3 separate regions of the Homo sapiens genome follow, and all the other regions are linked to region 1. A link is a loop called in an ENCODE intact Hi-C map of the cell type or tissue named here. Cell type or tissue: IMR-90. All regions are shown on one strand. Each heading gives the region's core, and the rest is flanking DNA. Links, peaks and the distances in the headings are about the cores only.

The links. A loop is a pair of places that touch in the nucleus more often than their neighbours do. Peaks named below come from ENCODE experiments on the same cell type or tissue, not always from the same donor. Only the 100,000 strongest peaks of a DNase experiment are listed, where the experiment ranks them.
Region 2: a loop joins it to region 1, with 2.4 times the contacts of the local background. A loop is called at or near these places in 5 of 110 quality-filtered maps.
Region 3: a loop joins it to region 1, with 5 times the contacts of the local background. A loop is called at or near these places in 4 of 110 quality-filtered maps.

What each region holds. Positions count from the first base shown.
Region 1 is chr16:24,576,666-24,587,503 of GRCh38, reverse strand. No RefSeq gene overlaps it. Among named protein-coding and RNA genes, the nearest start is that of RBBP6, 43 kb to the right of the region's middle. In IMR-90, for the core only: a CTCF peak has its summit at 6,654 (motif pointing left); a DNase peak (open chromatin) is centred at 6,623.
Region 2 is chr16:24,766,684-24,777,521 of GRCh38, reverse strand. It overlaps TNRC6A (trinucleotide repeat containing adaptor 6A), which reads right to left. Exons shown (of 25, transcript NM_014494.4): 5 at 164-589. Among named protein-coding and RNA genes, the nearest start is that of TNRC6A, 42 kb to the right of the region's middle. In IMR-90, for the core only: no CTCF peak of the experiment used is centred there; DNase peaks (open chromatin) are centred at 6,211 and 7,551; H3K27ac peaks cover 299 bases.
Region 3 is chr16:24,733,304-24,744,141 of GRCh38, reverse strand. All of the region lies in intron 2 of TNRC6A (trinucleotide repeat containing adaptor 6A), which reads right to left. Among named protein-coding and RNA genes, the nearest start is that of TNRC6A, 9.1 kb to the right of the region's middle. In IMR-90, for the core only: no CTCF peak of the experiment used is centred there; a DNase peak (open chromatin) is centred at 6,621; H3K27ac peaks cover 1,454 bases.

The sequences.
Region 1 (10,838 bases), core at 3,977-8,976:
TCAAATAGCTCTCCCTCTGTATGGATAATAAATAGGTCTATGAGAAAAGGGCTGTAATTTTAAAACTAGGCTGGGTGAAATGGCTTATGCTTGTAATCCCAGCACTTTGGGAGGCCAAGGCGGGAGGATTGCTTGAGACCAGGAGTTAAAGACCAGCCTGGGCAACATAGCAAGACCTCATCTTTCTTTCTTTCTTTATTTTGAGACAGAGTCTTGCTCTGTCACCCAGGGTGGAGTGCAATGGTGTGATCTTGGCTCACTGCAACCTCTGCCTCCCAGGTTCAAGCGATTCTCCTGCCTCAGCCTCCTGAGTAGCTGGGATTACAGGTGTGTGCCACCTCACCCGGCTAATTTTTGTTAATTTTTATTTTTAATTTTATTACTACTATTTTTTCTTTTTTCTTTTTTTTTTTTTTTTTTTTTTGAGAGAGTCTCACTCTGTGCCCCAGGGTGGAGTGCATGATCTCAGCTCACTGCAGCCTCTGCCTCCTAGGTTCACACAATTCTCCTACCTCAGCCTCCTGAGTAGCTGGGATTACAAGCATGCACCACCACACCAGGCTAATTTTTTTTTTTTTTCAGTAGAGACGGGGTTTCACTATGTTGGCCAGGCTGGTCTCAAACTCCTGACTCAAGTAATCTGCCTGCCTCAGGCTCCCAAAGTGCTGGGATTACAGGACCTCATCTTTAGAAACACACACACACACACACACACACACACACACACACACACACACACACCAAAAACTTAAATGACAAGTATGTGGGGCCTCAGAGTTGCTTTCTCCTTCAGAAATCTATTCCTCAGAAACAATAACAAAAAATTAGAGCCAACGTCAGTTTTATGTTCTCAGCAAGACTGAAGTGGATTCTACATCTATGTAACTTGATCAAGTTGTCCTAGAAAAGGAGCAGCAAAGGAAGACGGAATGGAGATGAGAGAGGTGGTTTTGAAATGAAAAGTCACAAAGGAGAAACTGAATGGCAGACTGTATATGAAGATCATTGAATTAGGGAAAATAAACTATGATTTATCCAACAGAAAGAAACCTTAAAAAATGATTTAAAAGTTTGCCGAGGGCTGGGCGCAGTGGCTCAAGCTTGTAATCCCAGCCCTTTGGGAGGCTGAGGTGGGAGGATTGGTTGAGCCAGGAGTTTGAGATCAGTCTGAACAATATAAGGGAGATCCCCATTTCTACAAAACAATTAAAAAATTAGCTGGGTGTGGTGGCACGTTCTGTGGTGCCAGTAACTCAGGAGGCTGAGGCAGGGTTGTGGGGATCGCTTGAGCCCAGGAGGTCGAGGCTGTAGTGAGGTGTGATCATGCCACTGCACTCCAGCCTGGGTGGCACAGCAAGATCCAATCTCAAAACAAAAACAAAAACAAAACAAAAAAAGAGAGGCAGAAAAAGGTATATGGAAGACAAATCCCTTAGCTACACCCTACAAACAATCAGAGTCACTAAAAGAAAGAAAAAAATGGTGGTGGTGGTGGTGTTGGAGAAGAAAAAGAAATAATGAAAGACAACTTTCTTAATCTATAGAAAGAACTTAAGTTGATATGGTTGATCAAGGAGCCAGAAATAACCAATCTAGAATGGCCTTGAAAACATAAGCAGCCTAGAAATTTACAGCGTCTTGGGGAAATCTTTGATGTTCTACAGGTTCAATTTTTGCTAAATCTGGCTTGGCAAGCCCCCTGCTGACATTTTAACATGACTGTTAATGACACGGAGTAGGACAGAAATTCCAGCGAAGCATGGTGGATCGAATATTCTTCCTTCCTTCTCCAGAGTGCACTGTAATGATAATAAAAGGTCAAACAAGGCACAAACAGGGAGAGCAGAAGAGGAAATAATCGCAACACATTTTTGAAAGGTGAAATTCATGTGAACAAGGGGTAAGCTGACCAGAAAACCAGAGGTCTGAATCAGAAGCCTAAAAACCAGATGACTCATAACCTAGAAGCCTAAAGTGAATCAGAATATGCAGGCAAGAGAGAACTCTAGGCTGGGTGCGGTGGTTCACGCCTGTAATCCCAGCACTTTGGGAGGCCAAGGCGGGTGGATCATGAGGTCAGGACTTCAATACCAACCTGGCCAAGACGGTGAAACCCCATCTCTACTAAAAATACAAAAATTAGCCAGGTGTGATGCCACACGCCTGTAATTCCAGCCACTCGGGAGGCTGAGGCACAAGAATCGCTTGAACCTGGGAGGTGGAGGTTGCAGTGAGCCGAGATCATGCCATTGTACTCCAGCCTGGGCGACAGAGTGAGATTCCGTCTCAAAAAAAAAAAAAAAATTAGTGGGGCGTGGTGGCACACACTTGTAATCCCAGCTACTCAGGAGGCTGCGGTGGGAGAATCGCTTGAACGCAGGAGGCGAAGGTTGCAGTGAGCCAAGATCATGCCATTGCACTCCAGCCTGGGGGACAAGAGCAAAACTCCGTCTCAAAAAATAAAAAATAATAAAAAAAGAACACTGAAAGCCAGAATGCAGATAGGTCCAAAGGGTTAACACAAAGCAGCACACCTTGGCAGAAGTTAGAGGCTTACTCTCTGGAGAGGTTCAACTAGAGCAGTGGTTCTCAACCTTGGCTGCACATTGGAGTCACCTGGAGAGATTTTAAAAGACTGATGTTCAGACCACCCCACCAGATGTATTAAAGTAAAAACTCTGGGTAAGGTATACAGCCTTCAGTATGTCTTAAAGCTCTCTAAGTAGTCCAAAATATGCAGCCCTTTTGGGTACCAAAGAATAGAAGGACTCTGGACTTGAGGACATCAAGTGGATAGGGGTGCTGTACTGGAAAGAGCAGGATGGAGTCTGTCTATATATACTGAATGGAAGCTTACTTGGCTCCAAAAAATTCCTGGTAGCTGGATTTGTAATTATACTATAGTTTTTCATCCCCATTCTAAAGAGTGGAGGATTCCCCTCTGGAAGAAACTAACCACAAGAAAAAATGCCGGGAAGATCCTCAGTGAAGTGGTACACTCAGATCACTCTATAATAGAACTCTCTTGTCATATCTCACAAATTTCTAACTTGAAGAGCAGAAGAAAACCTCAACAAAATGAATATCTTTACAAGTCCTATTATAGCCATGAAAAAGAATAGAATGTTATGAAAAGGGGAACAATCAGGAAATAAAAAAATAGAACCCTGAGAAATTGTAAATATGGGCCAGACGTGGTGGCTTACACCTGTAATCCCAGCATTTTGGGAGGCTGAGGCGAGTGGATCACCTGAGGTCAGGAGCTCGAGACCAGCCTGGCCAACATGGTGAAACCCTGCCTTTACTAAAAAATACAAAAATTAGCTTGGTGCAGTGGCAGGCGCCTGTAATCCCAGCTACTCGGGAGTCTGAGGCAGGAGAATCGCTTGAACCCAGGAGGCAGAGGTTGCAGTGAACCAAGATTGTACCATTGCACTCCAGCCTTGGAGACAGAGTAAAATTCCATCTCAAAAAAAAAAAAAAAAGAAAGAAAGAAAAGAAAGAAAGAAAAGAAAAAGAAAAAAAGAAATTGTAAATATGCCAGCAGAAGTAAAGAACTGAAGTGTTGAGGAAACGTCACAACAAAAAATATGAGTGGAGGGTGGGCGCACTGGTTCACGCCTGTAATCCCAGCACTTTGGAAGGCTGAAGCAGGTGGATCACTTGAGCCCACGAGTTTGAGACCAGCCTGGGCAACATGGAGAGACCCTACTTCTACAAAAAATAAAAAATTAGCCAGGTGTGGTGCGTGTGCCTGTGGTCCCAGTTATTCAGGAGGCTGAGGCGGGAAGGTCGCTTGAGCCCAGGAGGTCAAGGCTGCAGTGAGCTATGACTGCACTCCAACCTGGTCAAACAAAACAAAACAAAACACAAGAATGGAAAATAGTAGAGGATCAGTCCAGAAAATCTAATATCAAAATAATGAGTCCCAAAAAAAGAAAGCAGAAAAAAATGGAATGGAGAGTATTATCCCACAAGTAATAAAATAATGTTTCCAAGAAAATCATAAAAGACATAATTTCATGAAAGACATGAAAGAAAGGGCTCATAGAGCACTTGGCAAAGTATATTTTAAAAGGGTCGCAACGTCATCATCACAACATTGGATTTTCTAAATGTACCTAGGTTAAAAGGAAGTTACCAAAGAATCCTGGGAGGGGAAAATATTGCAAAAATTGCATATAAATGGATTAGGAGTCAGAATGGCTTGAACGCCTGGTTAGCAATGCCAGAAGCAGGATTATGATAGAGAAATGCCTCCAGGTATGAATGCAAATGATTTCCAGTGCAGAATTCTATGCCCAACCAAACCATAAATCAAGTGTCGGGGTAGAGTAAGAACATTTGTGACATTTTAGGCTCTGAAAAATTTTACCTCCCAGGTACCCTTCCGCAGTAACTTACTAGAGCACATGTCCTCCACCTCAAATGAGGAAGCAAACCTAGGAAGAGAAAGACACAGGATGGAAGGCAAAGATCTAATGCAGAAGAGAGGGCGAGGGGAAGACCCAGGAGCAGGCAGTTTTGGGGTACGTCTAGAGGGCAACCAATCTTTGTTGTTGTTGCCGAGACAAAGTCTCACTCTGTTGCCAGGCTGGAGTGCAGTGGCACGATCTCGGCTCACCGCAACACCTGCCTCCCGGGTTCAAGCGATTCTCCTGCCTCAGCCTCCCAAGTAGCTGGGACTACAGGCGTGCGCCACCACCCCCAGCGAATTTTTGTATTTTTAGTAAAGACAGGCTTTTACCATGTTGGCCAGGATAGTCTCAATCTGACCTCAACTGATCGGCCCATGTTGGCCTCTCAAAGTGCTGGGGTTATAGGCATGAGCCACTGTGCCCAGCCATTTTTTTTTTTTTCGAGATGGATTCTCTCATTCTTGTCACCCAGGCTGGAGTGCAGTGGTGTGATCTCTGCTCACTGCAACCTCCACCTCGCAGGTTCAAGCAATTCTCCAGCCTCAGCCTCCTGAGTAGCTGGGATTACAAGGTGCGTGCCACCACGTCTGGCTAATTTTTGTATTATTGGTAGAGACAGGGTTCCACCATGCTGGCCAGGCTGGTCTCAAACTCCTGACCTCAATTGATCCTCCCACCTCGGCCTCCCAAAGTGCTGGGATTATAGGCATGAGCCACTGGGCCTGGCCCCAATTTTTATTAGATAGGTAGAAAGAAGGTTCTGGAGGGGAATATCCCAAGAAAAAGGGTAAAACTGATGAACACTTATTTGAATATCCTGGGAGGAGGTTTGTTTCCAGTGAGCCATAGAAAATCAAACTTTTGAAACGGGAGTTGATATTAATTCCAGGAAAAACAACATTTTACATGAAAGCAATCCTACTATACCAAGTGACTCAATGTGGAACTGTTTATATAGATATATAATAATGTATACCACCATTTTTATTTAATCCAAATGGTAAAACTTTTATTGAGAGGGTGGGAGAGGGTAGAGGTGTATGTGTGTGGGTGTTGCTAAAGTCAATTGTGGCTCATACTTGAGACTGAAAAATCAAGTAATAGGAGGAGTGTGTTATTTACATATAACATTCTTCTTTTCTTTTTTAAAGAAAGAACTAGCAGAGTTGAAATGGCCTGTAAAGAATTAGTCAGCATATAATTAATTAGAGTAGGAGAATGAAGTTTTTGTTGTAAGTCTTTTTTTTTTTTTTTTTTTTTGAGATGGAGTTTCGCTCTTGTTGCTCAGGCTGGAGTGCAATGGTGTGATCTTGGCTCACTGCAACCTCCGCCTCCCGGGTTCAAGTGATTCTCCTGCCTCAGCCTCCTGAGTAGCTGGGATTACAGGCGTGCACCACCATGCTCGGCTAATTTTTTGTATTTTTAGTAGAGACGGGGTTTCACCATGGCCAGGCTGGTCTTGAACTTCTGACCTCAGATGATCTGCCCACCGCGACTTCCAGAGTGCTGGGATTACAGGCGTGAGCCATCACACCCGGCCTGTTGTAAGTCCTGAAGAACTTTATGACTTTTTAAACAATGTACAACTTTGTGAGAAAAATTAAATTCTTAAAGCCTGCAAAATTGAGAATGTATTATGATCTGGGCAAATTTAATGAAAATGCTAACTACCACAGACATATCCTGGTAGAAAAGTCAATATCGGTGGGGGGAGGGGGAAGATGGAGAATCACACTGGTTTTGGACTTAAAGGTAACTCTAAATGCCTGAAGGCACCAGAATTTTGTTTTGTTGGCATTTCTGTTTTATTGTTAGTGGCTTTTTTTTTTTTTTTGACAGGGTCGCACTATGTCACCCAAGCTGGAGTGCAGTGGCTCACCGCAATCTCCAGCTCCGGGGTTGGAGTGATTCTCAGCCTCCCTAGTAGCTGAGATTACAGGTGTGCACCACCATGCCCATCTAATTTTTTTTTTTTTTTTTTTTTTGTATTTTTAGTAGAGATGGGGTTTCACCATGTTGGCCAGGCTCGTCTTGAACTCCTGGCCTCAAGTGATCCACCCGCCTCAGCCTCTCAAAGTGCTAGGATTACAGGCATGAGCCACCGCACCCGGCTGCTAGTGGCATTTAAAATTTTCAGATGTTTATTTGTGTAATAATTGAGATTGTAATTTTAAAAAATTGCAGAGGGGGAAACAGTTGCTAGTTTAAAGAACAAGCAGCTTCTTCTGCCCTCTAATGGCATAATTCATCCTTGGTTCAGAAAAATAATGGCTAATTTCAGTTTCAGAGATGAAGAAACTATGAAGTAGAACAGAAAAGAAGGGACGATGGTGTGCACAGGAAGATGAGAGGATGTGATGTGTTCTCAGAAAATAGGCAGAAATGTCACAAAATGTATAAAGATTGAGACTGTACCATAATGAGAAGCTCTGAAGAGAAAAATCAGCACAAGAGACATCAGAAAATTAAAAAGGAGCAAATCAGGATAAACCAGATCTCATATAACCATTATCAAAAATATCGGGGAAGCTCCTGGGCTTCCAGTTGACTGGCCAGTTGAAATAATAAACTCTTAACCTATCAAAAAATGGTCATCCTAGAAGATGGGAAGAATATAATCCAGGAATGTAATATGATAGGTCAAAACACACAATTATCAACATTTTATTTTGGTACCAAAATTTATACAAAAGAATATTTTAAATCCTAAATATATAAAATTTTGGATAAACAATATTTAGTCTAGAATTTTAAGATGTGATTTTTTTTTCTCCAAGTGGTTAACCAGTTCACTCAAAGCTTATTGAAAAACCTATCCTTTTTCACATTTACTTATGCTCAAACTGTTGTGTATTATATTTGGGCCAATTTATGGTGTTGTATTCAATTCCACTGACTTGTCTGCCTCTTCTGGCACCAGTGCCATAATGTTTTGAAAATTGCATATTTTCCCCCTTCAGCCCCCATAATAGCCAGGGGAATGAGGGCTGCGTGATCCGGCCTCCTTCCTGGCAACAAGACCAGCTATAACAAATCTGTCTCTGGACAGAATCTTCTTCCATCCCCGTCAACATGGTAGCCTACGCTTCAGGTTTCCTTTGTGCAATTTTCATCATATTCAAAGTGACTTCAAAGGAAATTAACTTCATTTGCTCCATGGCCCATCCCTGTTTCTTCAGATGATGGTGTGTTCCTAATACCCAAGATCTTCTATTCAAGCTTTCCAAGAGGCCATCTGCCTTCTCAAGGAGAGAACTGTCAGTTGTCTTTATTTCGCCTTCTCTCCATTAACAACAAAAAACTTTTAAGATGTGGTGCTATGGCAGAAATGCCATATTTTTAGCTATGTCTGCCCCTTCTGTCTTTTCCTGAGTTTCTAGCACTAATACAGTTTTCCCTGGCTTCATTTTTCATATTTGTGTTTATTGGTTTTAGTTTTTAGGATACAAAAAGAAATCAGTCTACCAGCTTTATATATCATTAAGCTAGGTAAAAACATATTTTAACAATTATCAAAATTTTGTTAATGGGCCAGGTGTGGTGGCTTATCCCTGTAACCCCAGCACTTTGGGAGGCCCAGGCAGGAGGATTTCTTGAGGCCAAGAGTTTGAGACCAGCCTGGGCAACACAGCAAGACCTATCTCTACAAAAAAAAAAAAAAATTATTTTTAATTAGCCAGGTGTGGTGGCACACACCTGTAGTTTCAGCTACTCATAAGGCTGAGGTGGGAAGATTGCTTGAGTCCAGGAGGTTGGGGAAGCAGTGAGCTATGATTGTGCCACTGCACTCCAGCCTGGGCAACAGAGAGAGAGAGAGACTCTGTTTCTAAACAAAAAAAAAAAACAACCCCCCCAACCCCGCCAAAAATTATTAAGGTTCCAGTTGTTTCTACCAAAGAAGATTTTAAATTCTAAATGTATGTCCATTCTCATATGAAAATCTTACCACAGAGACTTTAAAAATAGAAACCTAAATTGAAAACATTCACACTGGCCAAACCAACTTCATAGTAAATTACAAAAGAGCCACATTTCAAGCAAAGTGGAAAAGCAAGATTCACGCTGGTGTTGGCTTTAATATGAGATCACTGTTCACCCTTCATTAAATTTAATAAAAGGTAAAGTGCATAAAGGAATTAGCAATAGTTATTTTTAAAAAGTCCTTTTAACATGATCCTAAAAATAATCTCAAAGGCTTTTATCAAAGAGGAGCCTTGATAAGCTGTTTATACTTTAGATCCATACTGAAAGAATTTGCCTGAAGTCTTTGAATGTTCCTATTAATCCTATTTCTTTCAGATCCGTATGCTGAAGTTATTCACATACAGCAGCTTCATGGTACACTTTCTCCAGGATTTAAGTAGGTGACCTTAAGTCTATTCTTTCCTGACCATTCCAATTCTCAAAATTAAAAATGTTTGTGGAAAAATTTAATGTCAAAGGATGTGTTTATGACATAAAGAAAATGCAGGGTACACGCTCGCTCTCTATATTTTATATATACACGCATATACATACGTATATATATACATACTATATATAGGAGGCTTTTTTCTAGTTAAAAATAAGACAACTGCTGAAGCTAAAGTAAATGAGCAGTGGTATAAAAACTCTCAGAAAGGACATGTTTCAAATCAGAGGTTTTGTTCTATGTCTAGCTTTATACAGTAAGAACAGCATTCATTAAAGGCGCTGAAAGACAGGGAAAGTGGACAAGTACACGGAGACACTTGCGCAGACTGGGATGAATAAACTATTACGTTTATTAAGTAGCTTTTTGCTCCTCTGAAATCCTGGCTTAAATATTTTGGAGCAGGTTTCGCTCCCTTCATTTGCCATGCTGACACTAGCAAAGGAGTGATTTTTAAGCTCCTGATTTTAACACTCTGGAGTATTCTTGGCACACAGAAACACCTAGGTCCTTGAAGGATACTACTTTTCAAACCTGCAGTAGGCCAAAAATTAATCCCTCCCTTGAGAAACGGACATGTCACCGGTTGTCTGTGAAGTCTGCTCTTATTACTAGCTTCTACACATATTTCTTTAGGCCAGTGTGTGGGTAAGAATTAACTTGCTTGGCAAAACACAATCTCAAAGTTTAAAACAAGGTAATTTCATTATTTCAAACATTTGTTACTATGTGCAAGGCATGGTTTGGCTTCCGGAATATAAACTAGACTTTTTGTGGAAGTCATGCTCAGTCCAGTGAGTGAGATAACCAAACACAGCCCACAGAAAACAATTTGGAAGGTGTTACTACAGCATATCCAGGGATGCTACCGCACCTCAGGCACGTATGGGGGCGGGCGGGCACTGTGAGGGAATAATTCCAAAACAGCAACTTTTTTTTTTTTTGAGACGGAGTCTCGCTCTGTCACCCAGGCTGGAGTGCAGTGGCGCGATCTCAGCTCACTGCAAGCTCTGCCTCCCTGGTTCATGCCATTCTCCTGCCTCCCGAGTAGCTGGGACTACAGGCGCCCACCACCACACCCGGCTAATTTTTGTATTTTTAGTAGAGACGGGGTTTCTTCGTGTTAGCCAGGATGGTCTCGATCTCCTGACCTCATGATCCGCCCGCCTCGGCCTCCCAAAGCGCTGGGATTACAGGCGTGAGCCACCGCGCCTGGTAACAGCAACCTAACTCTTGAACAATGAGCAGGAAATTATGAAGCAGGCAAAGGAGGAAGGAAATTCCAGCCAGATGAAACAGCTGAGTGCAAAAGATAGGGAGACATGACATGGTTTTTTGGGGATCTGCAAGAGGTGGAGTCTTACTTGCTGGCTTACTCTTCCACATAGTAGGGGCGAGTTGGATTAGTTAGGAGCTGGCTTGAATATCCAAGGCTGGACTGAGCCTTCACTGGCAGTGGACTTTCCTGCTTAACACAAGACATCAAGTACAACTGGAATTTTTAAGGATTAAATGAAGTCCAAGCACCTGGCACAGTGCCTTGCAAATAAGTTACTTCTTAAATTGTCTTCAAAGACTAGTTTTGTTAAGCAGTGTTCAGCACCTTAATCCGGGTTTGAAGGTTAGCTGTTTGGGTGCAGCAAGGTGAGTAAGGAGCAGCAGGTTATGGGCATGTTAGCGTGTGGCTGAAACAACAGGGCATAGGATACTAGTGAAGGGAAAGAGTAGAAAGAAGAGAGACTGGGGGATGAGTTGAAACTTCAGCCCCAAATAAGACCAACAAAGGATGGAGCTGGAAGACCAAGTCGTGGATGAAACATTAGAGCTTAACTCCAGTGTTTCTCCAAGAGAGGAATTGCCACAGGTGCTGAGTAACTAGAAAATTATCATAGGAGTGGACTGCACTTAAAGAAAAGGTCAGTTTAGCTTAAGGAACAACGAGCTTAGGTAATGAAACTGACCTCGGATGATGGAATGTATGATAAAAAAAGTTCTGGGTGCCAGATCCT
Region 2 (10,838 bases), core at 3,754-8,753, 190 kb before region 1:
ATATTCTAAGATTCCCCATTCATAACTCCCTATAAAGAACTCTTACATTAAAGCCCACATACTGATGAATACAAATACATCACCAAAAAGCTACGAATTTATCAACTTGCTATACAGCTAATGATGATAAGGTGTGAGTCTCGTAAGAAATGCCTTCTCTCACCTGACTGGTTTTTGCTGTTCTGCACCTCTCCGTTATTTTGTGGCTGTTGATTTGTTAAAGCACTGCTTTCTGACTGGCTGTTTAACACCTTAACAGCAGATCCAAGGTTTGCTGCTATAACAGGAAAATGCTGACCCCTCTTTAGAAGCTGTTTGTGTTCCTGGTGGCGAAATCGTGGAGGTACTTCACGAGGATACCGAGGCAAGGCCTGTGGCTGCTGCTGTGGCTGCTGCTGCTGCGGCTGCGGCTGTGGCTGCTGCTGTGGCTGCTGCTGCTGCGGCTGCTGCTGTTGCTGCTGCTGCTGTGGCTGCTGATTGTTGGCTGTAGCTCGCTTGGCATTATTATTAGTGCTGGTTGCTGTGGAAGTGCCGTTATTAGAGTTGGCAGGCTGAGGCTGGCTTACACTGGGCTTTATCTGTTCTGGCACTAATCCCAACAAAAGAAAAGGGGTGGAAAAGATTAGCCAGTAAAGTGTACCTCCAAAGTAAGCCATCTAAATTCAAAGGCACTAAGAAAAATAATCCTAAAAAAACAGAAGCTTTCTGTGAGCAGGGATATCCTCATTTACAGGCTCAAATTTTGTTAGGAGATGTCACTGCCAAGAGTCATATTTCACTTCTGCTACCTACCTACCCAATAAGGGCCCAGGGACCTTCGGCCAAGACAACAACTCATGTTCACTATCTCTTTTACCACATTACTCTCTGGTCAAAGACATCATCATCGGATCATTACAAAACCAGGGAACTCGCAATGACTCAAAGAACAAATGTGGCCAACCAATTTTCAGTAGTCCTAAGGGAATCCTCTATTCCTTGGCAACTGTTCTTATTCTGCCTCATTGTTAATGTGTTTGGTCTCTATTTTTCATCTTTGGAAGACAACACAAGAACAACACAAGGTTAGAAAACAACCTGCTGGTTTTCTTACAAAAAGGCTAAGTTAACAATGTCTGTATTTGCTAAAAATGTAATATCTGAATCATATAAGACAAACTCAGAACATGGAACTAAAGACAAAGATAACGTTATCTATGAGATGAATCAAAATGAGATAAATAATCTGGATGCTCTATCTTAAATCTGAAAAATAAATCGGAAACTGCAAATAGGGAAATTTTTGACTCATAAAAGAGTGGAAAGAAAGAAATAAAACGGATGGAAATGCCTTAAGCTAGTGTAAGTAAACCCAGTTGGAGAAGTACAGAGATGCATGGTGTATGAGCTTTTGGTGCCAGGTTTCAACCCCAGCCCTGCCTTTACAAGCTTTCTGTCTTTGGGCAAGTTGTATAAACCTAACTGAGCCTGCTGTTTTCTCGGTAAAATGGAGATAGTACCTACACCTTGCAGAGCTATCCTAAGGTTAAATGTCTTCATGTTTATAAAACACAGAACATAAGGCTATATAAACAGTGGCTATTCGTTAATGACTGACACAATACCACCTTATACTTTGGTAGCAGTTGAATGTTTCTATGAAATGCTGTAATGTATCCTCACAGATACCACTGTCAGATAAGTGAAGTGAAACACCCCCATGTTACTGGTGAGGGCACTCAGAGAAAAATCTCCATTCAAGGGTTAAGAGCTCCCACCCTGGAATTAAAACAGCCCACTATTCACCATCTGAGTTACCTCTGTGTCTTTCTCCTCCATAAAGTAGCAACAGTCTTGGTCAAGTGCCCAGTGTGTTGTAACCACTCAGTAAACAGAAGTGAAGTTATTACTGTGTCCAAAAGAAATCTTTATCAAATGCCTACAATATATATGACAATGTCATTAAAGCCTTGGTCACCTGAGTTTACAATAGCCACCAACTTCCTCTTCCACACTCTCAGCTCTAGCCTCCCTTCACCTAACAAACTGATCTCCCCATTTTCTTTCTTCTCTGAACATCTGGTAAATTTAGTCTATGTCATTTATACTTTTTTAATATAATATATGATCTTAGCCTCTTTTTTTTTTTCCATGTGACTTCCATTTTTCTAAAGTAATACAAATTGTAGTTCAGGAAGAATTACAGTGAATAATTACAAATATTCCATCTACTGTTTATAATCCTTTCCATTCTTGATGCTCACTGATGAGTCTCTTACTGATAATTGGGGCAAAGTGCTTTCTAGGCCTAATTATGGGTGAAAATTTTGTCTCCCAGACAATATAATGCTTCTAATATGTAACAATAACGTATATTCCTTCGTGTACCTCATGCAGTAATAAGCAGACACTGGCTATCAAAAACACTTCATGAAGACCATATGGCACTAGAATATTCTAAAGTACCTCTGAAACCTAAGGAAGATAAAGTACAGGCAGCCCTCCACATCCATGTGTGCCCCACCCACAGATTCAACCAACCATGGATCAAAAATACTAAGCAAACAAACAAACCAAAAATAAAAATATAAATAAAAACCAATGCAATTATTTACACAGCATTTACATTATATTTGGTATTGTAAGTAATCTAGAGATGATTCAAAGCATATAGAAGAATGTGTCTAGGTTATATGCAAATACTACACCATTTTATATAAGGGACTTGAACATCCATGAATTCTGGTATCTGTTGGGGGTCCCGGAACCAATGCATCACAGATACCAAGGGACAACTGTATATGTAACATTATGAGGAACATAAAAATGCTTACTCAGCTTTTACATGCTTAGTACTGGACTTAGTGTGGCATCTGGCAATTGAACATCAACTTAAGGTGGCAGCTACCTGCTGCTGTAATACAGGTTTGTTGCCACTTCATTACTTTAAAAATCTAAACATTAAAAAAAAAATTGTGACAGTTTTAGGTCCAAACAAAGTCTGTGAGAAAGGAGCAGGAAGATGCTTTTTATTTATCAAAGAACCAGAAGAAAACCTATATACAAAAACTGTGAATGATCTATATGAAGGCATGAACTCAAGTAACTGCTGTACTTCTGATCAGTAAAGTACCATGTGGAATACAAAGCTGAGATAGGTATTCATTTCCGGGGCCAGAAAGCTTCATTAAAACCAGTAAAGACATCAAGACAATGTAACTACTGATTATTACATGAAGCTAATCTGAAGTACAATCTTAGATACAAAATAAGACATAGAAGTAATGAGTGCAGAAGGAGTAAACAGTGAACGTAGGTGGGGGTTGCTAGGTAACAAATATCAATACTGACTAATACTGGCATGGTTTATGTGTAGTTAAAAATTTTAAGTTAACTATGTTCATAATCACCCAAACCACTGGAAGGGGGGAAAAAGGAAAATTAGAAAACTTCATCTATTCAACGGACATGGAAAATGGAATTTTAAAAAATTTCAAAATTCTGGTTAATGCAAACTAGGATGCTAAATAGAAGCCCCCAATTATCTGTGTCACAATAAATGTGAATGGGTTAAGTTCACTTGTTAAAAGATAAAGCCTCTTAAACTAAGAAAGGAAAAACAATATACTTCGCAAAAAGCACTCCTAAAACAAAACAATGCAGCAAGGTTAAAAAAAAAAGTAGAGAGGAAGATATACAACCAAGAAAGGCTAAGAAAATTAAAATGAAAACAATATTGATATCAGACAAAATTCAAAGAGAAAAGCATTATAAAGGATAAGACAAATTTCATATTCATAATAAAAAAAACAACTAAAAAGATATGAGCAATTAAGCACTTTCATATGCCAAGCCTCATAATACCAAAACATGCAAAATAAATGGAGACAGAGAAAACCGGAAAAAAGCAAAACCATGTATCTTGAAAACAGGTAACATCTTTTTGACAAATGCCCATGAAACAATCATAGGTTAACATGCATGCATGCATGTACACGCGTGCACAAACACACACACATGCATGCCATACAGCAGCAAAGAAAACATCAATAAACTGCAAAGGCTAGAAATAATACAGTGGATATTTCTGGATTACAATACAATGTCACTAAAATGATAAAACTAGCAAATAAAAATCTGCCTTAAATAAATTTCAACTGCATAACACAAATTTTGCAGCTAAAAACAGAAAAGAAAAAGAAGAAAAAAGTACATTTCAAGATGAAGAAGAAATAAACACTAAATTACAGGGTTACCAAGAAATTAATACTGGAAACACTGCATACAATACATTTTAAGATCCAGCTAAACCAGTGCACACAAAAAAATTCATAGCCTTATTTCCAACAAGAACATAATAATCCAACTCAAGAAGGGGGAAAACACCCGCACATACTAAAGTAAAGGAAATAGAAAGACGGAATTAGTAAATATAAAAGAGAGATCAATGACTTTTAAAGTAAATCTATATAATCCAAGGCATGCTTCTATGAAAAAGAATAGTTAAAACTTTATTAAAAAAATGAAAATGGAAAAAAATAACCTTCGGCAATTAATATATTTATGTTCAAATCTATAAATAGTTTGAAAAGCTGGAGGAGGGAGTAATTTAACACTGACTATAGAAGAGGCAGGAAATCTAAACAGATTAGCTAGTTTACATAGAAGAAATAAGACAAATTTATGAAAGTGTCCATCAGGATCAGATAATTTCCCTGATGAATACTACCATACTTTTTCTTTTTCACTAGTATATACTTGTTTTTGGAGACAAGAGTCTCGCTCAGGCTGGAGTGCTGTGGTGCAATCTTGGCTTACTGCAACCTCCACCTCCCTGGTTCAAGTGATTCTCATGCCTCAGCCTGAGGAGAAGCTGGGATTACAGGTGTGTGCCACCAGCCCCGGCTAATTTTTCTATTTTTAGTAGAGATGGGGTTTTGCCATTGGCCAGGCTGGTCTCGAACTCCTGATCTCAGGTGATCCTCCTGCCTTGGCCTCCCAAAGTGCTGGGAGCCACTGCACATGGCCTTTAATAGTGTTTTTTTTTTTAGGCAGGGTTTTGCACTTGTTTCCCAGGCTGGAGTGCAATGGCGCGATCTTGGATCTTGGCTCACTGCAACCTCTGTCTGCCTCCCGAAGTCTTGCAACAACAAGACCTTGTTTCAAAAAAAGAAAAAAGAAAAAGAAAAAGAAACACGTATCTCTAAATCTAATCGCATTTAAATTATTGGAGAGCACAGTAAAAGATGGAGCACCAACATAACACTGTTACCAATAAGTCAGGCTAAATTTTGGTCATCCCAAACAATGGGAATAAAAACAAGAGATATAAATAGCACTGGGAATGAAAAAGACACAAATTCAAACGTGGAGATTACCAAAAGACAAGAAAATACTATGTACAATCTATCCCAGTAAAACAAAACCCAACTAAATTGAACTATGTTATACAACAGGGGTTGGCAAGTTCTTTCTGTAAAGATGAGAGAGTAAATATTTTGGGCTTTGCAGACCACAGAATCTGTGACAACTACTCAACTCTGCCAGTGTAGCACCAGAGCAGTCATAGACAACAGGTAAATGCAAACAAATGGATGTGACTATATTTCGTAACACTGCATATGCAAAAACAGGCAGTGGGCCAGATTTCACTTGCAGACTGTAGTTTTCCAAACTCTGCTTTATCAAATATAATTTACCAAAATAGGCTCACAGAGGAATAGAAGGTCCTATAGTATAACAGCAGAAACTCTGAAAGGGTCTCCCAAGATTTATCCCTCCAAAACACACCAGGAATACAAAAACAAAAAAGCCAGGCACAGCAGCAGATGTCTGTAGTCCTGAGGCAGGAGGATCGCTTGAGCCAAAAAGTTCAAGTCAGGCATGGGCAATATGGTAAGGCCCCAACTCCTGAATAACATAACATAACATAACATAACATAACATAACATAACATAACAACATAACATAACATAACATAAAACATAACATAACATAACATAACATAACATAACATAACATAACATGCACCAGGCTCAGATAACTTTACAGGGGGCGTGTGTGGATGGGTGTGTATCCTCAAGAAACATGTAATATTAATCTTACCTAAACTGTCCCAGGACAAGAAGTATAGGTTCAAAAGACTGGATGGATTCAAATCTCAGCTCTGCAACTTACTAGCTATATGACCATGGGCAAGGCACTTAACCACACTGCCTCTGCTGACTCACATCTCGAATGTTTTGGTCTCAAGGTCCTTTATACTCTGAAACACTGAGAACTCCAAAAGGTTTCGTTTATGTGTGTTGTATATACATTTACCATAATAAAAGTTTAAACAAATATTTTAAGTGAGTTAAAAATAAATTTATTACATACGAACATACATACATTTAAAAAAAATTGTTCTATTTTCCATAACAAAATTAGTGAGAAGCATGGCACTGTTTAACATTTCTGTAAGTCTCTCTAACATCTGGCTTAACAGAAGGTAGGTGGATTATCACATATGCGCCTGCATCCAATTTGTTGTGGTATCCCACACTGTGTCACCTCTGGAAAACTCCACTATATACTCATAATAAAAGTGAAACAGGCAAATAAAGTCTTCCTGTTATTATGAAAATTGATTTGACCTCATGGATCTCATGAAAGAGTTTTGAGGAGCCTCCTAGGGATCCTGTCCTCAGGTAAACTTCGAGAACCATTGCTACAGAATATGCACACACGGGATGCAACTGAATATATGGTTCTGGAGTTCAAAAAAGTTTGGATTAAAAATATGGATTTAAGATTCAACATACAGGTGAGAAAAGAGTTGTAGAGGAAGAAATGACAAAACCTAAGAATGGGTTTAAGCAGCAGATAGAAGGAGGGAAGTAAAGGCAAGAATAAGTCATAACTGCCAGAGTGACGGGAGAGAAACTTCATTTTAGGTAATGGCTTAACTATCTATGTAGTTACTCAAGCAGGAATTTCTTCCTCAATTTCTCCCTACTCCCCTGTATCTAGTCAGTCAACAGGCCCAACAGAATACCTCAAATTCAAATGCATCCTGTGTCTCCAACGCCACTTCTTTGATTTAGGCCCTCAACAATTTACTCTCACAAAAACCTCCTAATGGGACTGCAGGCCTGGCTCAAGTCTTGATCCCTGCCCCACCCACTTTCACGCATCCCGAAATCTATCATCTACCTGCCCCAAGTTATCTGTATCATAAAACCACTTTTGGAACTCCTTTCTAAACTCCTTGGCATGGCCCCTCTCTACCTTTTTCCAGATTCATATCCTGCTATGTCCACACTCACTGCATTCTCTTCTACCACACCAAATACTTGCAATTCCCCAAAACGTATCACGTTCTTTCACGCTATTTCTTTTGCTCAAAATGCCTTGATACCTTTCTTGCAAATATTTTTGTCGTTTTTGCCTAGAAAACATCTAATTTCCCCCACCCCCAGACTGGGCGTATCTTAGAAGCATGTTATGTTATGACAACCAGATTGCCCTCCTCTATTCTGATGAAACTCTTACAAATCCCTTACAATGCAGTCAATGTGCTCTGTAAGTGCTGGTTTCTTATTTCTCCTTCACTTTATCACTAGCATTTCCTGAACCAAGCAAAGCAAATGCTGGTTGAATGAATAATCCAGGAATTGCCAAGCATACACAAAGTGACTGGATCTATGCAAAACAAGATAGAACAATACTGAGGATTAAACACTGTGGAATATCAATATTCAAGAGGTGCAATAATGAAGAACCAGTAAAGAAAAGAGAAAGAATGATCAAGAGGAAGAGTAAGTAAGAATGATGGTCACTGGTTAGTATGCTGCTGAATGCATCAATAGTTTTAAATAAATCTCTGCTCTAAAAAACACCTACAGCTGGCATGGAGAGAGCAGGACAAGACCAGCCACTGAGATCATTAATGTGAGAAGGTTCTCTAATTAGCCCTGAGACTGCCCTGGTCCATATCAAAAAAGATTTTAATGGAAAAGAGTTACATTTAGCTAGGATAAAACATAGATATCTAGTAAAGAGCTCTATTTTTAGGGTTTTTTTTTTTTTTTTTGGTCATACTGTGACCCCACCCATCTATTTCACAGTTTTAAAGAAATGGGAAAAAAAATTTTAACTGGTCCAAAAATGAACAAGTTAAACTTTTAAGAATGGAAAAATTATCTATTCAAAGAATTCACCCTACCTTTTCCTAGTCTGTGTTCCAAATCAGGACCCCCCACTTTGTGAAACAATGAAATGCACCAATAAGACAAATAAATTAATTTTTGCTAAGCTTTGCTATTCTACAAGCTTTCTTGATATTTCTTATATAAAAACATATCATTCTGTAAGTCTAAAACTGTTTTAAAAAATAGCCTCTTAATTGAAAAAAAATAGCAATTGTCTTATATTCACATGAAAACCCAAGAACAGACAATATAACCAAAGTTCTAAATATACCAAGTTCTAAATTTGTAATACCATTTTAATTAATACTTCTTTAAATGTTTAAAATACTTTATGTCACCTTAATAAACTGATTTCAGAAAATATTTAATGAACTTCACTTTGACTATCTACAAGTTTAACAGAAAGAAGTTAAATGTGGACCAGCCAACAATCATCTACCAATCCCCAAAACATCAATTTCCATGCCTTAATACCTCAAGCCCTTACATTATTCCTATCTGTCAAAGTCTACTATTTAACTTTGTATAATAGTTTTCACATTGGCTACTTTGTAAATCTTCTAAAACACTGGCAGAAATACAGTACACAAAACGCTGCTTTAACACATGATGTCACTTTAAGAGACTGGAGTGCTAAGTTGACCTCTAGAAAATATAACTTAGTAAACACCTATAAAATATACAGTGCATTTTAATACTTCTCTTGGCAAACTTTAAATTTACCTAAAATTGCTATTTCTATATGTGTCGTTATATAGGAAAACAAAAAACCATCAAGTTAAGCTCCTAAAAGACAAGATGGAGTGTACCAATGACAGCTCTTCAGTTAGAAAATGTTATTCTCAAGTAAGAGCAACAACAAAGGATTTTCCTAAGTATCTTTCATTGCAATTAAGATTTTTTTTTTTTTTTTTTTTTGAGACAGAGTCTCGCTCTGTCCCCCAGGCTAGAGTGCAGTGGCACGATCTTGGCTCACTGCAAGCTCCACCTCCCGGGTTCACGCCATTCTCCTGCCTCAGCCTCCCGAGTAGCTGGGACTACAGGCGCGCCCGCCACCACGCCTGGCTAATTTTTTGTGTTTTTAGTAGAGACGGGGTTTCACCGTGTTAGCCAGGATGGTCTCAATCTCCTGACCTCGTGGTCCGCCCGCCTCAGCCTCCCAAAGTGCTGGGATTACAGGCATGAGCCACCGCGCCCGGCCCAGGCACACTTTTTAAAAGAAAAAAATTCAGATTGCCTATTAATCTCTCTTCCATAACATAAAAGTACAGAATGGCTCTCTTCAAATTTGCTTATTAGAACTGTTTAGAAGCAAAAGATTCTTCAGCCTTACACTTACTAATCAGAATCCATATATTTAAAAACAAGTATCACATGGGGTTCTCATGTCTGAGTAAGTCTGGAAAACAGTTCTGGAAGACACTGTAGCAATCTCTAGAGAGCTTCAGCTTCCATTTGTGACTCAAAATTTAAAAATAAGAAAAAACATAAACATAATACCTGAACATTCAAGTAGAAGTTAGTTCCCACTGAGTTTTTAATTCCCTAAAGTTATATAATAAAGAAACTGTCATTAAATCACTGAAGATATAAATTAGTTAAGAAATACAGAATGGTTAGTTGATTTTTTAAATTAGGAAAAAAGTCCCAAATATACAGTATAAAAATAAACTTCAGCTAAATTAAACAATTAATACTATAAAATGCTAGAGATTTTAAAAGCTTTTGCAAAACATGGGCAAACTATTTTCTAAATCTGGAAAAATGGTATGTTTTCTCAGCATAGCAATTAGTCAAGAACTTTAAGAATAAAAAATAAATTTGATAAAATAGATAAAATACTGATGTGTATTTTTTCAAATGTGTATATTCCAATTTAAAAGGGAAACTGGAAAATACCTGTCCTTTAGAACAAATTAAAGGGATCCATTCTGTTCCTTCCCAACCCTCCTCACCTCGACTTTCCCTAATCTAAGGAAAGATATGTTTTAGTTTAAGGATACTAAATCTAATACAGAGAAGCATTCAACACACTAGAGTTTAGGACTGAAGTCCAAGCTAATAGTACAAATGTGATTTAATTGTGCTTTCCTCCTTCTGAACATGTATTTGCATCTTCAGCGTATGTATTCCCAATGGGGCACCTGGGATTAGGCAAAATTTAGATATTCTTGCCTCGTATCTCATCCTCAGAATGACTTCATATATACGATATGGTCCACAATGTGGGAAATATTTGCATCAAATACATCTGATGAAATGTTAATGAGTTTATTATACAAAGAGCTCAAGTAAACTGCTAAATAAAACTCTAGGTCCAAGAACTAAATGGGCAAATAGTAAGGATGGGAAATTCATAAAAAGAAAAAAGTGTGGCCGAGCACAGTGGCTCACGCCTGTAATCCCAGCACTTTGGGAGGCCGAGGCAGGTGGATCACTTGAGGTCAGGAGTTCGACACCAGCCTGGTCAACACAGTGAAACCCTGTCTCTACTGAAAGTACAAAAATTAGCTGGGTGTGGTGGCAGGCGCCTGTAATCCCAGCTACTCAGGAGGCTGAGGCAGGAGAATCGCTTGAACCTGGGAGGTGGAGGTTGCAGTGAGCTGAGATCGCGCCATTGCACTCCAGCGTGGGCGACAGAGTGAGACTACACGTCAAAAAAAAAAA
Region 3 (10,838 bases), core at 3,544-8,543, 160 kb before region 1:
TCATAAGGAAATAACGGACAAATACAGACTGAGGGACATTCTACAAAGTAACTAGCCTGTATTCTTTAAAAATATCAAGGTCCTGAAGAGCAGAAACTAAGAAACTTCCAGAATGCAGGCAACTAAACAAACATGAAAACTAAATGCTACTTGTGATCTTCGATTGAAGACCTGACCAAGAAAAAATAGATTTCGTTTGGCTCTAAAGGGAATTATTGAGACAACTGGCAAAATCTGAGTAAGATCTGTAGATCTGCTATTAAGACTGTGCCAATGTTACTGTGCCCATTTTCATAATGGTACTGTAGTTACCAAGAAAAGATCTTTGACTAAGTGTTTAGGAGTAAAGGGGTATCATGTCTGTAAGTTACTCTTAAATGGTAAAAAACAGTATGTATAAAAAGAGGGAATAAAGTAAATGTGATTAAATGTTAATGTTTGAGGATTAAGGGTTAAGGATATTCAGAAGTTCTTTGTTCTATTCTTGCATTTCTCTACATCGGAAATTAACTCAAAATAAAAAGCTCTGCAGGTGGCTCATGCCTGCAATTCTAGCACTTTGGGAGGCCAAGGCAGATTGCTTGGGCCCAGGAGTTCGAGACCAGCCTGGGCAACATGGCAAAACCCTGTCTCTACAAATATATAAAAATTAACTGGGTGTGGTGGTGCATGCCTGTAGTCCCAACTACTCGAGAGGATGAGGCGGGAAGATCACTTGAGCCAGGGAAGCAGAGGTCGCACAGTGAGCTAAGATCATTCCACACTGCACTCCAGCCTGGGTGACAGAGTAAAGCCCTTTCTCAAAAATAATAATAAAAAATTAATTAAAAGCTCAGATTGAGGAAAGTTAGTGAGTTTAGAAACTTAGAAAACAATAGATACTCCACCATAAGGACAGAAACACCTACAATTTACAAAGTACTCTGAGATATTATCCATTTTGAACTCACAACCCTGAAACATAGCACTGGTATTATTCCCCTTTGACAGTTAAAGAGATTGAGGATCAGAAAGTCCTAATGACTTGTCAGATGGTACAAGGCTGTGGTAAGGCTGACCCAAAACTCAGTTTGCTACATCTACCCACCCAAATCCTACTCTTCTTTTAAGGCTTAATTACTAGTCCCTTCATGATTCTTTCCAATCCAAACAAACCTCATCCTTGACCTCTAATTAAACAATACTCATTTTCTAATTATTTTATTTTATTTGAGACAGCATCTCGCTCTGTCACCCAGGCTGGAGTGCAATGGCTCGATCTCGGCTCACTGCCACCTCCGCCTCCCTGGTTCAAGTGATTCTCCTGCCTACTTGTACAATACTCCTGAGCAGCTGGGACTACAGGTACCTGCCACCACACCCAGGTAATTTTTGAAATTTTTAGTAGAGACAAGATTTCACCATGTTGGACAGGCTGGTCTCAAACTCCTGACGTCAGGTGATTCACCTGTCTCGGCCTCCTAAAGTGCTGGGATTACAGGCGTGAGCCACTGCGCCCAGACATTTTCTAATTATTTTAGATGTTAATCTCACTCTTCCAAATAGGACTAATTACTGCTCTGGAGACAAAAAACAGTCCTACTTGTACAATACTCCCTGTCACTGGGCACTCTAATTAGATTCCAATTCCTGCTTCCTTGCCTTTACTAACACTGTAACACCAACACCACTGCCAAAAATGCACTCTTTTAATTCTTACTCTTATCCATATGTTACTTTTCCTTTAAGGACCAGTTCAATTCCAATCTATTCAAACAAGCATTTCCTAGGCAGCATAGCATGCAGTGAAGACCCCTGGGTCCAAATGTCAAATAGAAGTGGTCTTAAACCTCAATTCCACCATCTACGTGTGTAACCTTAAGCAATTTATTTTATTTCTCTGAAGCCTTCATCATCTAATTTATGAGACGTCTCAAACTGTACCTCCCTCAATGGGTGGTTGTGAAGATTTAATTGGGTAATGCAGATGAAGTACTTAACAGATGCATGTAAAAAGTGTACAGTGGGACTAGGTGTGGTGGCTCATACCTGTAATCCCAGTGCTTTGGAAGGCCAAGGTGGTAGGATCACTTGAGGCCAGGAGTTTGAGACAAACCTGGGCAACACAGCAAGACCCTGTCTCTACAAAAATTAAAAAATTAGCCAGGTACAGTGGCACATGCCTGTAGTCCCAGCTCCTCAGGAGGCTGAAGCACGAGGATCACCTGAGCCCAAGAATTCAATGCTACAGTGAGCCACGATCACGCCACTGTATTCCAGCCTAGGCAACAGAGCAAGACCATGTCCCCCAAAAAATAAATAAATAAAATGTAAAAAGTGTACACTAATTGCTAGCCATGAGAGACTAGGCACAAAGCACTGCACTAAGCTAAGGTTAGGATGCAAAGAAGGTTGCAACCAAAGGAGGAAGTGCATACAGTAGAAAATAAAACTGAATACATAAAAACAATTATTATTGTACAATGCAGAATTAGGTGGACGCAAAACCAACAGCTAAAGGTCCCAGATTGCAAACCAGAGCAAATCAGGTACCAGGTACCAAAAGAGAACCAAGGTATCAAAAGATAAATCTATAGGCCAATAACCCTTATGAATACAAACATAAAACTCCTCAACAAAAGACTAACAAACCAAATCTAGCAACAAACAGGACTACACAAAGTGGATTTATCCCAGATATGCAAGGGTGGTTTAACATGAAAATCAACGAAATACACCATGTTAATAGAATGAAGGACAAAGCTACATGATGATTTCAAGAGACACAGAAAAAGCATCTGACAAAATCCAGTATCCTTTTACAAGACAAAAACACTCAAAACAGGAATAAAAGAAAACTTCCTTAACCTGATAAAGGCCCACAGCTCACAACATACATAATGATAAAGACTGCATACTTTTCCTCAAGATTAGGAACAAGACAAGGATGTCTGATCTTGCCACTTCCTATTCGACACTGAGCTCGAGGTTCCAGTCAGAAAAAAGAGAGTGCGTGTGTGAGTAAGCATGCACGAAAATTGGAAAAGAAGATGTAAAACTGTCTCTATTCACAGATGACAGGCTCTTGTACACAGAAAGTCCTAATGAATCCAGATACATAAAGACTACTGGAACTAATGAACATGTTCAGCACAGCCGCAGAACACAGTATCAACATACAAAAATCAATTGGCTGACACACGCTACAATATGGACAAATCTTGAGGACACTATGCTAAGTGAAATAAGCCAGTCACAAAAGGACAAACACTCTATGACTCCACTAATGAGGTATCTAGAATAATCAAATGCATACAGACAGAAGGTGGAATTGTGGCTGCCAAGAGCTGAAGGCAATAGGGAGTTATGATTTAACGGGTACAGAGTTTCCATTTTACAAGATGAAGAGTTGCAGAGGTGGATGGTGGTGATGGCTGCACAACAATGTGAATGGACAATGCCACCAAACTACATCATTTAAAATGGATAAGATGGTAAATTTTACGTGTTTCACAATTTTTAAAAAACTTTAAAAAAAATCTACTGTATTTCTATACAGTAGCAGTGGACAACCCAAAAAGTAAATCAAGAAAACAATTCCACCTACAATAGCATCAAAAAGTTTTAGGAATAAATTCCACAAAAGAAGCATGATTACACACTGAAAACTACACAACATCTTTGAAAACAATTAAAGACCTAAATAAATAGAAAAAGATTCCATGTTCGTGAACTGGAAGACTTAATATTATAAAATGCAATACTGTCCACACTGGCCTACATATTCAACACTGTTCCTATCAAAATCTCAGCTGCCTTTTTGCTGAAATTGACAAGCTGATCCAAAAATTCACATAGAAATGCAACCAGAATAGTCAATGCAATCTTTAAAAAAATTTTTTTTTAATAATTAGTCTCTGGTTATCCAGCCAATGCAATCTTGAAGGAAGGCTCATACTGATTCCAAACTTATTACAACAAAGCTGAAGTAATCAAGACAGTGTGGAAGTGGCATAATGATGAACACATAGTATCAACAGAATAGAATTGAGAGTCCAGAAATAATTCTTCATTTTATGATCAAGTGACCTTCAACAGGGTGCCAAGATGAAAGTCTTTTCAACAAATGAAGCTGGAATTACTGGATAGTTACATAACAAGAATGACATTGGAGCCCTCATGCCATATGCAAAACTTAACTCAAAATGAATTACAGAACTAAACATTAAGAACTAAAACTATAAAATTATTAGAATACAAGTAAATCTTTGTGACCTTGGATTTGTTGCCAACAACACAAGTAACAGAAAAAAATACTGGTAAACTAGATTTACAAAATTTTAAATTTTTGTGCTCAAGGGACTTCATCAAGAAAGTGAAAAGAGGCTGCATGCGGTGGCTCATGCCTGTAATCCTAGCACTTTGGGAGGCAGAGGCGGGTGGATCATTTGAGGTCAGGAGTTCAAGGCTGGCCTGGCCAACATGGTGAAATTCTGTCTCTATTAAAAATACAAAAATTAGTTGGGCATAGTAGTGGGTGCCTGTAATCCCAGCTACTCAGGAGGCTGAGGGAGGAGAAACGCTTGAACCTGGCAGGTGGAGTTTGCAGTGAGCTGAGATCATGCCACTGCACTCCAGCCTGGGCGACAGAGCAAGACTCTGTCTCAAAAAAAAAAAAAAAAAAGTGAAAGGAAAAGCCACAAAATAGGAAAAAATACCTGTAAATCATATATCTAATAAGGGACTTGTATCTAAGCTATATAAAGACCTTTTTCAATGACAAAAAATATCACCTAATTTAAAGATGGGAGAAGAATCTGAATGGCCACTTCTCAGATCAGATATACGAATGGCCAATAAGGACATGAAAAGATGCTAATCATCATTAGCCATTAGGAAAATGTAAATCAAAACCATAATGAGATACCACTTTACATCTATTAGGATGGCTAAAATCAGAAACAAGAACCCTAACAAATGCTGGCAATGGAAAGGATGTGGAGAACCTAGTGCCTCCATACATTGCTGATGAGAATGTAGAACTGTGCAGCTGCTTTGCAAACAGTCGGGCAGTTCCTCAAAAAGTTAAACAGAGCCTGAGCAACACAGTGAAACCCCATCTCTACAAAATATAGAAAAAATTAGCCAGGCGTGGTGGCATGCACCTGCAGTCCCAGCTACCTGGGAGGCAGTGGTGAGAGGATGGCTTGAGCCTGGAAGGTGGGAGGTTGCAGTGAGCTGAGATTGCACCACTGAACGTCAGCCTGGGCAACAGAGGGAGTCCGTCTCAAAAACAAAACAAAACAACACAAACAAAAGTTAAACAAAGTTACCATATAACCCAGCAATTCCACCCCTAGGTATATAACCAATAGAATTGAAAATATATGTCCACACAAACATTTGTACATGAATGTTCATAGCAATATTATTCATAATAGCCCCAAAGTTAGAACAGCCCAAATGCCCATTAACTGATGAACGGACAAACAAAATGGGCAATAGCCATACAATGAAATTTATTTGCCCATAAAAAGGAATAAAGGATATATGCGACATGATGGACGAACCTTGAAAACACTACACTAAATAAGACAAGTCACGTACAAAAGTATCATATAGTATGATTCCACTTAAACGAAAATAGGTAAGTCCATAGAGTTATAATAGAAAGTAGATTAGTGGTTGCCAGAGGCTGGGTGGAAGGGACAAATGGGGAGTGGCTGCTATTATGGGGTTTTTGGGTGAAGGGGTGAAAATTCTAGAATTAGACAGTGGTGCTGATTGCACAACTCTGTGAATATACTAAAAACCATTAAATCATACACTTTGTGGACTTTAAAAGGGTGAATTTTATCATATGGGAATTTTATCTGAATAAAGCTGTTATTTAAAAGTTGAGAGAAACTGAAAGGTACATTCAGAGAAGGAAGAGTTAGGGACAGGGCAAAAGGTGGAAGGGACAGTGCTAAATTGATAAGCTGAGCAAAAAACAAGAGTCTGGGCTTTAATTCCAGAGTCACTGGGAAGGAGCCAACAAAGGTTTCTAAGAAATAGTGACTGACAGGCCTCAGAAACGTGGCTCGAGGACGATTAACCTGCAGCAGTGTAGAGAATGCACATTTTATGACCCTATCTTTGTAAGATTTTCACTATATGCCTCACATTGCAAAGAGATTCACAAGTGGAATAACATATAAAACATATTTCTCTTACATCAGTTATACAGTCAATTATCAAGGAATAAATGATATTTAAAAGGACATTTAAAATCAGCACACACTTAACTACCATTCTCTCCCGTCTGTGCACACATGTTTTAGGGAAACTTCAAAAGAATGGGAGAAAGAAGGGACCAAAGTCAACAAAACACAGACGTCATAACTCTAAAAATATTCAATATTATTGCAGCAAACTGCTCAATAAGTGCTCCCTGACTGAAAACCACTAATAAGAACAGCAAAACAACTGAGTTGGCTTAATCTTGTTTGTTATTATACAAAATCCAATCAGTCACTGTTTGCAGAAAATATCTTGTAAGGTTCAAAGTATAAAATTCTTCAACCAGGTTTCAATCTGTTTTGAACATTCCATTTGAAACGGGAAGTCAGCTGAGTCATCATCACATAATATACTACTGCTAAAAATTCAAAATGCTTTTCCCTAGTTACAAGAGTGGAAATGCTAGGATTTCTCCTTCATAGCCAACTCAAACACACAGAGTATGCAAATCATTTTTAAAATAAGACATCTTAAATAGGAAATTTAAACTATATTTATTTTCATGGGTGGCTTTTTTTTAAGATGGAAAGAAGCTATGCCTTAGTCGAATATTACTTCCTTTTGAATCTCAAACATCTTCCTCTTATTGATACTATTCAGCTCCTCTGACAACCTCCTCATAAAGAAGCAGTTTCTTAATCTTTGAGGAGTAATGACCCTTTGAGATCTAATGAGCACTAAAGACCATATCTGCTTTTGTTGTGGGGTTTTATTTTTATTTTTATTATTTTATTTTGGCATACATTCAATTTTGCAAACCACTTCATAACACCTGTGGTCCCTCTGTGGCATCGGGATGAGAACCCTTGGTCTGGTGGCACCGTGCCACTCTAATTTCAATGGGGCATTCTTTTAAGAAAGCGTATTACAAGCCCAGCCCCAATGTTTCATTTTCCTACCAGGGTTATCAGTTCATCACTGGTCAAAGCTGAAAACAAGCAACTTTTATGTCCCACAGTAAGGGAGCTACCTTTGGCATAAATCTTCATAAAAGCAGTAATCATTATGGCTGATCGATTTAAATACAAAGACCTGTAATTACTGTAACCTCAAATATTTAAAATTACATCTCGGTTTAAACCAATTGTTTGGCATTTCCTAAAATGAAAGAAACACCAAGTCAGTGTAGAAGTAAGAATATTGGATAACCTTTCGGTTAATTTACTTCAAAATGCTGTGGGGAGGGAATACTGAAGACAAACACATCATCACCTATGGGATACTCCTGCCAAAAAGGGTCAACCTGAACCTAATCATACAGACAAGACCCAAAAAATGCAAATTTCAGTCTGCAAAAACAACTAGACTGGACTATTTCAAAATGTCATTGTCAAGAGAGAAGCAGAAAAGGGCAGGAAAATGCTCCTAATGTAAGAGAAACTTCAGACACAACTAAATGCAACCCAGGATACAGCAATTGAGTGAAAGAACAAATACAACTTTAAAAAAAATTTTGAGAAAATTGGGAAAATCTGAATAGGGACCAGACAGAATTGTAAAGTTAAACTTCCTGTGGGTGATCATTTGATTGCTGTCAGGTAGAATGCCCTTATTCTGTGAGATACCTACTGCCATACTTTGGTGTGCAATGTCACGATAGAACAAATGTGGCAAAATATTAATAATCACTAAAACTAGGTAAAGAGATACAGGTATTAGTTGCAACATTTTTCCAATTTTGCTTAAGGTTAGAATGATTGATTATTTATTTGAGACAGAGTTTTGCTTTTGTGCCCAGGCTAGGCTGGAGTGCAATGGCGCAATTTCGGCTCACTGCAACCCTCGCCTCCCAGGTTCAAGCGATTCTCCTCCCTCACCCTCACAAGTAGCTGGGATTACAGGCATGTGCCACCACACCAGGCTAATTTTGGTATTTTTAGTAAAGATGGGGTTTCACCATGTTGGTCAGGCTGGTGTTGAACTCCTGACCTCCAGTGATCTGCCCACCTCGGCCTCCCAAAGTGCTGGGATTACAGGCATGAGCCACTGTGCCCGGCCAATTTTTTAAAATTTTAAAATGAGATAGGGATTTCTGTTTTTTCAGTGAGAGATTTATCATGCATCAGCCTGAACAGAATACATATAACGCATACCATTTTAGTCTTTCCAATCATGGGCAATACTTTTGCAGTTGTCATTAAAATTGTAAATATGTTTTGCAATTTATACTTTCAGACATTTCAGATGCCAAAAATCAAAAGAGCTTACAGAATGGTATTCTTTTGATGTTTATATTCAAATTTTCCACAGAGGGTTGTTACACATTTTTAAATTAAGTTTACAGATTGTGATTAATTTATCCTATCAAGTGATTTACCACCTAATTGCCAAATTAAGCTGGAAAAAAAGCATATTGGGTTGGTACATTAAAAATGAGCAAAAACCACAATTAACTTTCGCACCAACCTATAGCAATATGCATGTGTTGGCCTGCAAACCGTATCACAGCAAAGCAAAAGAAAAGCTTAACAAAATCAGATTTTCTTTCTTTTTTTTCAGACAAAGGTTGATGAATTGCATGAGTGGGATCCACCTTAGCTACGGAGACCTAATGCCTTGGGGTTTTACTCCTGCTGTCCTAGTCATTTCTTTTCTTTCTTTCGAAACAGAGTTTCACTCTGTTGCCCAGGCTGGAGCGCAGTGGCACAATCTCGGCTCACTGCAACCTCCACCTCCCAGGTTCAGATTCTCCTGCCTCAGCCTCCCAAGTAGCTGGGATTACAGGCACATGCCATCACACCCAGCTAATTTTTGTACTTTTAGTAGAGACGGGGTCTCACCATGTTGGCCAAGCTGGTCTTGAATTCCTGACCTCAAATGATCCACGTGCCTCAGTCTCCCAAAGTGCTGGGATTACCCGTGTGAGCCACTGCACCTGGCCAGTCCTAGTCATTTCTAATATAGCATTTGTCCCACGCAAAAGCATCTCAGATAAGTGTCCCAGTTTAGATGCAACATTATATGGTATATAGCACTTTTAACAACTTTTGTTATATGATGACATACAGTTGGTTTATGGGGGGACAAATCAGTATAACGTGAAGTTAACTTCTACTTTAAACAAAACACATTTAGTACATGATAGTAAAGTCATCACTAGAATGAACATAACATATTGAGATAACTGCTTTTACTCTTTTAGAATAAAAAAGGAGAAACCAAAATTATATTTTATCTATTGTGCAATATAAAATAAAATACTGCACATGGGAGGAATACTAGAATTAGAGTCAAAAGGCCTGTTTAAATCCCAGCTGGGTCACTTGACAGAGAATATAAACTTGCGTAAGTTACTGAATCTGTTTCAACCACAGCTTTCTCACTTGAGAAATGAAGAAGTCAGAATGCTGGCTGATCTCTATCTAAAGTCATAGTCCAGCTCTAAATATTCAATGATTCTATGATTCTGGCCTCCAAAATATTTTTTCAGACTAGACCAGCTGAGTTCTACTGGTCTAGACCAGTACTGGTAGATTTTTTTTTTACAACTGCAAAATGTAACTTAGCATCTTCTCTCCCCAAACTCCTATTTCTGCTCTGACTTGTTCTGTTCAGAGGTTGGGTCAAACTCTCATTCACCCATGATGAAGATTCCTATGTATTTTTGACTCCTCTGACACCTAATCAGCTGTCAAATCCCAGATTCTTAACTTCCTCAGTATCTTATACACTCATCTTTTTTTTCCTTTCTCTCTCTTTTTGCTTTGAGACAGGGTTGCACTCTGTTTCCCAGGCTGGAATGCAGTGGCACAAACTCAGCTCACTGAAGCCTCAAACTGCTGGGCTCAAGCAAACCTCCCACCTCAGCCTCCCAAGTAGCTGGGACTACAGGTGCACACCACCACACCCAGCTAATTTTTTAAAATTCTTTTGTAGAGGCAGAGTCTTATCATGTTGCACAGGCTGGTCTCAAACTCCTGGGCTCAATCCTCCTGCCTTGGCCTCCCAAAGTGCTGGGATTACAGGCGTTAGCCACTGGGTCCAGCCTCACTCACCTCTTTTTGCCACCACTTCAATTCAGGCCTCCATCGCTTCTTGCCTAGATCGCTAGTTTTCTCCCATAAATACACCTGGTTAGTAATCCCAGACCAGAAGATTATTCTATCACATCAGTACGCAACAAAAAGCATGCAATAGCTCCCATACCTAAAAATTTATGCACAAGTTCCTCAACCTGACATTCAAGAACCTCTATATCTGGCCTTAACCAGTTTGCTACAAATACCTTATATAACCTGAACTACCCACTGCAATATCAAAATCTCCTGTACTTTCTGGATTTTTGTGTCCTTACTTCTGTTGTTGTTCTTACAATGCCCTTTTATCTGCCTTTCAAAACTGATTCCATTCTTCAAAGTTCAGTTCTAATGGTAATCGCCCTCATGTAGATATTATGGCTCCCATGATACTAACATAATGTGACAATTTTAATGGCCAACTGTGAATTTTAAAAGACAGTTTACCTATGATAGTAAACTAAATTTATTATTTGTGCCAATGTTGTTTAACTGGCACTGGCTACCAGGCACACTGTCTTGAGGATTTGCAGCTTAGCAGAGGAAAAGGAGAATGGCAAC